Regions from separate parts of the Homo sapiens genome. Here region 2 is linked to region 1. A link is a loop called in an ENCODE intact Hi-C map of the cell type or tissue named here. Cell type or tissue: stomach. All regions are shown on one strand. Links, peaks and the distances in the headings refer to the core of each region. The heading gives the core; the rest is flanking DNA. Region 1 overlaps AHDC1 (AT-hook DNA binding motif containing 1). Region 2 has its middle 4.5 kb from the start of AHDC1.

Evidence for each region. Hi-C counts contacts between places; a loop is a spot of excess contacts. Peaks named below come from ENCODE experiments on the same cell type or tissue, not always from the same donor. Only the 100,000 strongest peaks of a DNase experiment are listed, where the experiment ranks them.
Region 2: it touches region 1 in a loop (4-fold over the local background); 101 of 110 quality-filtered maps call a loop at or near these places.

The regions. Positions count from the first base shown.
Region 1 is chr1:27,555,130-27,558,033 of GRCh38, reverse strand. All of the region lies in intron 5 of AHDC1 (AT-hook DNA binding motif containing 1), which reads left to right. Among named protein-coding and RNA genes, the nearest start is that of AHDC1, 48 kb to the left of the region's middle. RefSeq lists enhancers at 463-552, 2,064-2,619. In stomach, for the core only: CTCF peaks have their summits at 931 and 1,143 (motif pointing left); DNase peaks (open chromatin) are centred at 633, 973 and 1,763; H3K4me3 peaks cover 640 bases; H3K27ac peaks cover 2,393 bases.
Region 2 is chr1:27,607,222-27,610,125 of GRCh38, reverse strand. No RefSeq gene overlaps it. Among named protein-coding and RNA genes, the nearest start is that of AHDC1, 4.5 kb to the right of the region's middle. RefSeq lists an enhancer at 2,674-2,904. In stomach, for the core only: CTCF peaks have their summits at 1,136 and 1,335; DNase peaks (open chromatin) are centred at 1,305 and 2,745; H3K27ac peaks cover 374 bases.

The sequences.
Region 1 (2,904 bases), core at 196-2,695:
TGAGGTCTGGGGGTGGAGTCTCCTGGGATTGTAAGGGTGGGGAGGTACAGCTGTGGGAGGATGCGAGGCTGTGTGTATCCGAATGTAAATGTACAGGGCACTCAAGCTTGTGTGCAAGCAGGTGTGTGTGGAAGGCTCTGTCCTTCCGTGCACATGGGGTAATATACAAGAGTTGTGTAAGTGGACTGGGCTGGGGAGCGTTCAAGGGCTGTGTATGTGGTACCCGGAAGTATGAATATGCAGGATTCTGGGTGTGTACTGGGCAGGTGTGGGGATACTGTGTGTGCCACACTGGATGTCATGTGTGCAAGGGTGCTAGTGTACACTGGAGAGATGTGTGTATAGACAAGATCTGAATACACTGCGATGGTACGGTGTATGCACACGGGGATCTGTGTGTACACTGGCTAAGTGTGTGCTCAGGGTTCTGGGTGCACAGTGGGAGTGATGTGCACATGTGGCTCCATTTGTGCTTTGGAGGTGGGTTGGGCAAGCCTTGAGCTGAGCTGGGCTCAGCAGTGCCCAGCCTTGTGGCCAAATTGCTGAAGTCACTTCCTTTCCAGCAGCAACTTTCCAGGAGGAGGAGTTCTTCAGACCTGGGCGGGGAGCGGGGGGGCGTGGAACAAGGAGCTCTCTGGGGAAGGAGGTGGGCGGGGGTGAGAGGCTGCAGGGAAGGCCTAGTGGGGCTGGAGGAGGGGAGTCCTCCGGGAGACAGAAGGAAAGACAAGGACGGGAGTCTGGAAGGGCCAAGGGCAGGAGGGGAGGGGGGCGGAGCAGGGCGGGAAGCTTAGTCCCTGGGTGACCTCGGAGGGAGGAAGGGAGGGCCGCCGGCAGGGTGACCCTCGGGTCCAGCCAGAGCTGGCGGTGGCGCCCACACACCTGGCACCCAGGGCAGGGGGCTGGCAGGGGGCGGTTCTGGGGCAGACCTGCTTGCCAGGTGCCCTGTTCCAGGGAGGAAGGGGGTGGGCGAGGGTTGCACAAAGGAGCTCTGTGTGGCTGGGGGTAGGGTGGGGTGGGGTGTGCACTGCTGTGCTGTGCTGTGGGGGGGCCCTGATGGCCCCAGGGGGCGGGGCAGGGCCAGCTCCCCTTGGGGGCATCAGTGGCTCCAAGGGGACACCTAGTGGCGAGGGAGAGTAGTGCATCTAGTTGGATGGCTGTTGGTGGGAGGTGGTGACTAGAAGCTGAGAGGAGGATAGATTAGAAGTCAAAAATTAGAACTGATGGTTGGGACTAGGACCGTTGTAGGAGGCTGCAGGGGAGGGCGCTGAATCTCTGGACACCAAAGAAGTTTGATTTACAGAAGCCCAACCTAAATTCAGACACCAGCTTAATTGAATGAGATGGCTGTTTGTTCTTAAGGGCATAACTTAACCTCTCTGTGCCTCTATTTAAATGATGCCAAATGAGTGACAGCTGCCATTATTATTGCCATCATTGTTATTTGTATTATGATATTGTGCCTGGGATCAGGTTGAAAGAAGATATTCAGGTGTTACTGTGTGGGCAGGTAGGCGGCTGAAGGGAAGGAGGTGGACAGAGGTGATGACTAGTCCCTGAGGGACAGATCCTGAGAGATAAGGCCCCTGGAGGAAAAGGGAGGTGATGGGAAGGTCTCAGAGCAGCAGTAATGGCCCCTTTGATGCAGTGTTTTCCATTTGAGGACATCCCAGGGCCTTCGAACCAGGCTGGGAGGGAAATGGTGGGGGAGGAGGAGTGTGCAAGCTGGAGAGAGGGTCATGAGGCCGGAAGTGAGAGCTGGGGCTGGCAGCCTGGCTCCCCTGGGGAGGCAGTGGGTGGGGGAGGGGAAGGAGGGCTGGGGAAGGGGTGGGGTGGTCACAGCCACAGCCGGGGAGGGTGGGGCTGGGGACTCAAGGATGTGGGCTGGCGCTTCCCGGCACTGTGCACAGCAGGTTGGGGCCCCCAGCCCCCTCCCAACCAGCTGGTGTCCCTATGGGCAAGCTCAGACACACTGACCCAACAGCAGACAGGCAGACAGAAGTACCCCTTTGACTTTGTCCACAGACCAGGGCTAGGTGGTACCCTTGGGAGGGGTCCAAGAGAATGGCCGCCGGGGTGTGGTGAGGAGGGGAGCCAGCTGTTTCCCTCAGATCCTGGAGGCTGCAAAAGAGAGCAGTGGCCAGCCTCAGGAGGCCTGGCAGGAGGACGTGCCCAGAGGTCTTCACGGGTGGGTTGAACAGAAGCCACCACCGGAGAGGAGGTTTTTCTCTTCTGCCAAGATCACACCCTCAGGCCCCAGCTGGGAGGTCTCCAGGGCGGGGAAGGCTCGGCTAGCCTGACCCTCAGTAAGGGAGGGAGGGAGGGGGCTTCTGGTGGGCATCTCCAAGTGGGTGCCAGGAGCCACGGCCCAACCACACTGTTGGAAATTGGACTTGGAGGTTCCAGAGTCTGAGCCCCTTTTCTCGTTTGTGAGGGTGTCACCCACTGTCCTCCCTGTGAGGGCAACAGTGCTCCAAGTTCTTGGACTAGAGAGATCCTGACCTGGGAGGGGCCAGGTCCACAGCCAGGCCTGGGAGAGAGCAAAGTAGGTGGGACCAGTAGGTGGGACAACGAGGAGCAGCTGAGTCCTGGAGCCTGCAGAGAGAGAAGGAACAGTGGATAGAGGGATGTTCCACCTGGGTGGGCAACCAAAGGGCCCCTTCCTGTGCCATTTTGTGACCTCGGACAAAGTCTCTTTCCCTCTTCAAGTCTCAGTTTCCTCATCTGTAAAATGGGAGGGGCATGAGATGGCACTAGAAAGTGTCCCCACTGGGGTAGCTGGTTAAAAATACAGATTCCCAGATGTCCCTTCACATCTATGAGTCACATTCCCCTGGACTAGGGCCTGGGTATCTGGAATGTTACACAGCTCCCCCAGGCCCAGGCTTTGGAAGCCAATGGGTTAGA
Region 2 (2,904 bases), core at 259-2,758, 52 kb before region 1:
TTCCCTTCAGATAGAGCACAATGCAATTGATTAGGCTTCTGCTTTCTCAATTTCAATCACATCCTCGCCCTGCCTCCCTGAGATTACAGGCGGGTCACCTTGATTGCGGTTTGCACCGTTCACAAAACTCTTCAGTCGTTTACAAAACCATCTCTCGCCTCATTCACTCCCCCACCTGGCTCTTCTCCTCCGTGATGCGTGGATTTTACTGGTTTAAGACTCAGAGGGCAATTTTATTTCCAAGTTCATGGTGGGGGAGGAGGACACCTAATTGACTAATGCGGGTATTTTGCATGCATCATCTAATTTGATCTTCACCACAAGGCAGCGCAGATGTGTGATTATCCCCATTTTACAAAAGAGGAAACAAGACTCTGAGAGGCTACAACACTGGCTCAAGGTCATACAGGTGGATGGTACAGCCAGGATTTGAACTCAAAGTCTCATGTGTTCCCCGGGTCACATTTCTTTATTTGAAGGAGCAGCATGGGAAAGTGTCATATTGACCCAGAGTCAGGTCCAGGAAGGGCCTGGTGCACGTAGGGCTCAGGGGTAGCTCCCTACATGCTGAGGATTGTACTCGTAAAAGAACTAAGTCATTTATTAATTTCACACACATCTACTGATGTCTCCTGTAGGCTGGTCCTGTCTAGGAGGCAAAACAGTAAACAATGACAACACTTAGGGGCAAGGTCAGTCTGGGAGCCAAGTCTGGGGGATTTCTTGGAGTCTGTGAAATAAAAGTCTGCCTGATGAAGCAGCCAGAGGGTGAGGTCATCTCCAGCAGAGGGAACAGCATGTGCAAAGGCCCAGACGTATGGTAGAGTAAGGCCCATTCAGGCCAGGCAAGTGCCAATAATTAGGCATGGGAGGGCTGAGGGTGCAGATGAGGCATGGAAGACGAGGGATGGAGAGTCAGAGGCAAGAAGTAGGAGGGGGAAAGCCAAGGGGTATGGGCTCTGAGTTGTGGGGAAAAGAAAGAAGAAATCTGGGGGACCCAGGACTTATTGTGGGGAATGGAGTCTACTCTGGATCCCACTGCTCCGGGACTGAGCTGAGTGGATCCTCTCTCCACTCCACCAGGTACAGTATCGAAGACACACACACACACACACACACACACACACACACACACACACCCCAGGTACAGTATCGAAGACACACACACACACACATACCCCAGGTACAGTATTGAAGACACACACACACACACACACACACACCCCAGGTACAGTATCGAAGACACACACACACACACACACACACACACACACACACACACACGAGCCTGGATGGTCCTGCAGTGATGTTCACACTCTCTCTAGTGGTGACTCTGAGTACTACATCCAAAACTGCAAGAAACTTTCCCCCCTCCCGGGATGGGAGAACCAGGTCTCTTCAGAAACTTCCCACCACAGGACAGGAGATATGGCACAGTTCCTGCTCTCAAAGAGGTCACAGTTTAATGGTGATGGGTGCTAACAGGACAGATGCGGGCAGAAAATGACAATAAAGCTATGTGGGAGAACAGGGGAGAGTCCTAACTCAACTGGGCAGGGGGAAGTCTGGGAGGCTTCTCAGAGGAGGTGTTGATTCATCAGAAACAAGAGTAAGAGTTTGCTTGGTAAAGAAAGAAGCAACAGAAGGACATTCCAGACTGGACAGAATTAAGTGAGCTCAAAGGCAAGAAATGAGACTGCTCAGGGAGTTACAATTAGGTAGGTGTGCTAGGAATGTGAAATTTCAGAGGGGTTAGTGGCTAAAGATGAAGATGGCAAAGGCAGGCATGGGTCTTGTCTACCATGCACTCAAGCTGGGATCCTAAGCCTTGGACAATGGGGAGCCACTGAAGGGTTTTGAGCAGGTCAGATTCACTTTTTTTTTTTTTTTTAGACGGAGTCTCACTGTTGCCCAGGCTGGAGTGCAGTGGTGCCATCTCAGCTCACTGCAACCTCTGCCTCCCGGGTTCAAGTGATTCTCCTGCCTCAGCCTCCCAAGTAGCTGGGACTACAGGCGGGAGCCACCACGCCTGGCTTATTTTTGTATTTTTAGTAGACACGGGGTTTTGCCATATTGGCCAGGGTTATCTCGAACTCCTGACCTCAAGTGATCCGCCCGCCTCGGCCTCCCAAACTGCTGGGATTACAGGCATGAGCCACTGCGCCCAGCCAGATTCACTTTCAGAAGGAACTCTTTGGTGACAATGGAGAGGAAAGATAGGAGGCGAAGAGGCAGGAGACGGACACCCCTCTGGGACACAAAGAACCATACCAGGTCACACTCATAGGACACACAGCTTTGACCGCGCCTATGAACCAGACATAGCGATACAAGTAATGGCACCTACAGACGTGTCAGTGGGATCCCAGGCTGAGCACCCACAGACAAACATGCACTGCTTCACACTCAGACACAGAAGTCAGGCCTGCAAGCGAAAGCAAACCGAGGACACAGGGTTACCCCCCAGACACAGGCGCACAGCGGGAATCACACAACCCTGACGGCCACAGGAATTCACACACACTCAGTGTGGCTGTCAAGGGCCCGACCCTGCTCCCCCTCTGTCTCCCCCAGGTCCCTCACCACCTCCGGCAGGAACAAAGCTGACCTTTGCCCTCTGGCCTCTGGCCTCTCCTCCCACACCCCCTGCCCCAGAGGGAGGAGCTGTTTGAAGTCTGGGCTGCAGCTGGGGTTTCCTGTGGCCTAGAGGAATGTGGGAGGACTTGCACGGGGGAGGGGAAAGGGGCTGGCCCAGGAGGAGGGCTAACAGAGCCTGGGGGCCTTAGTCCCCACTGTACCACAATGAGGGAGGCTTCCTGCTTGCGTGGTCTCTTGGGCTCCAGCTTTGAGCTGTTCCCATCCAAAGAAGGGGAAAACCAGGGCCATAATGGCTCCAGTCCAATG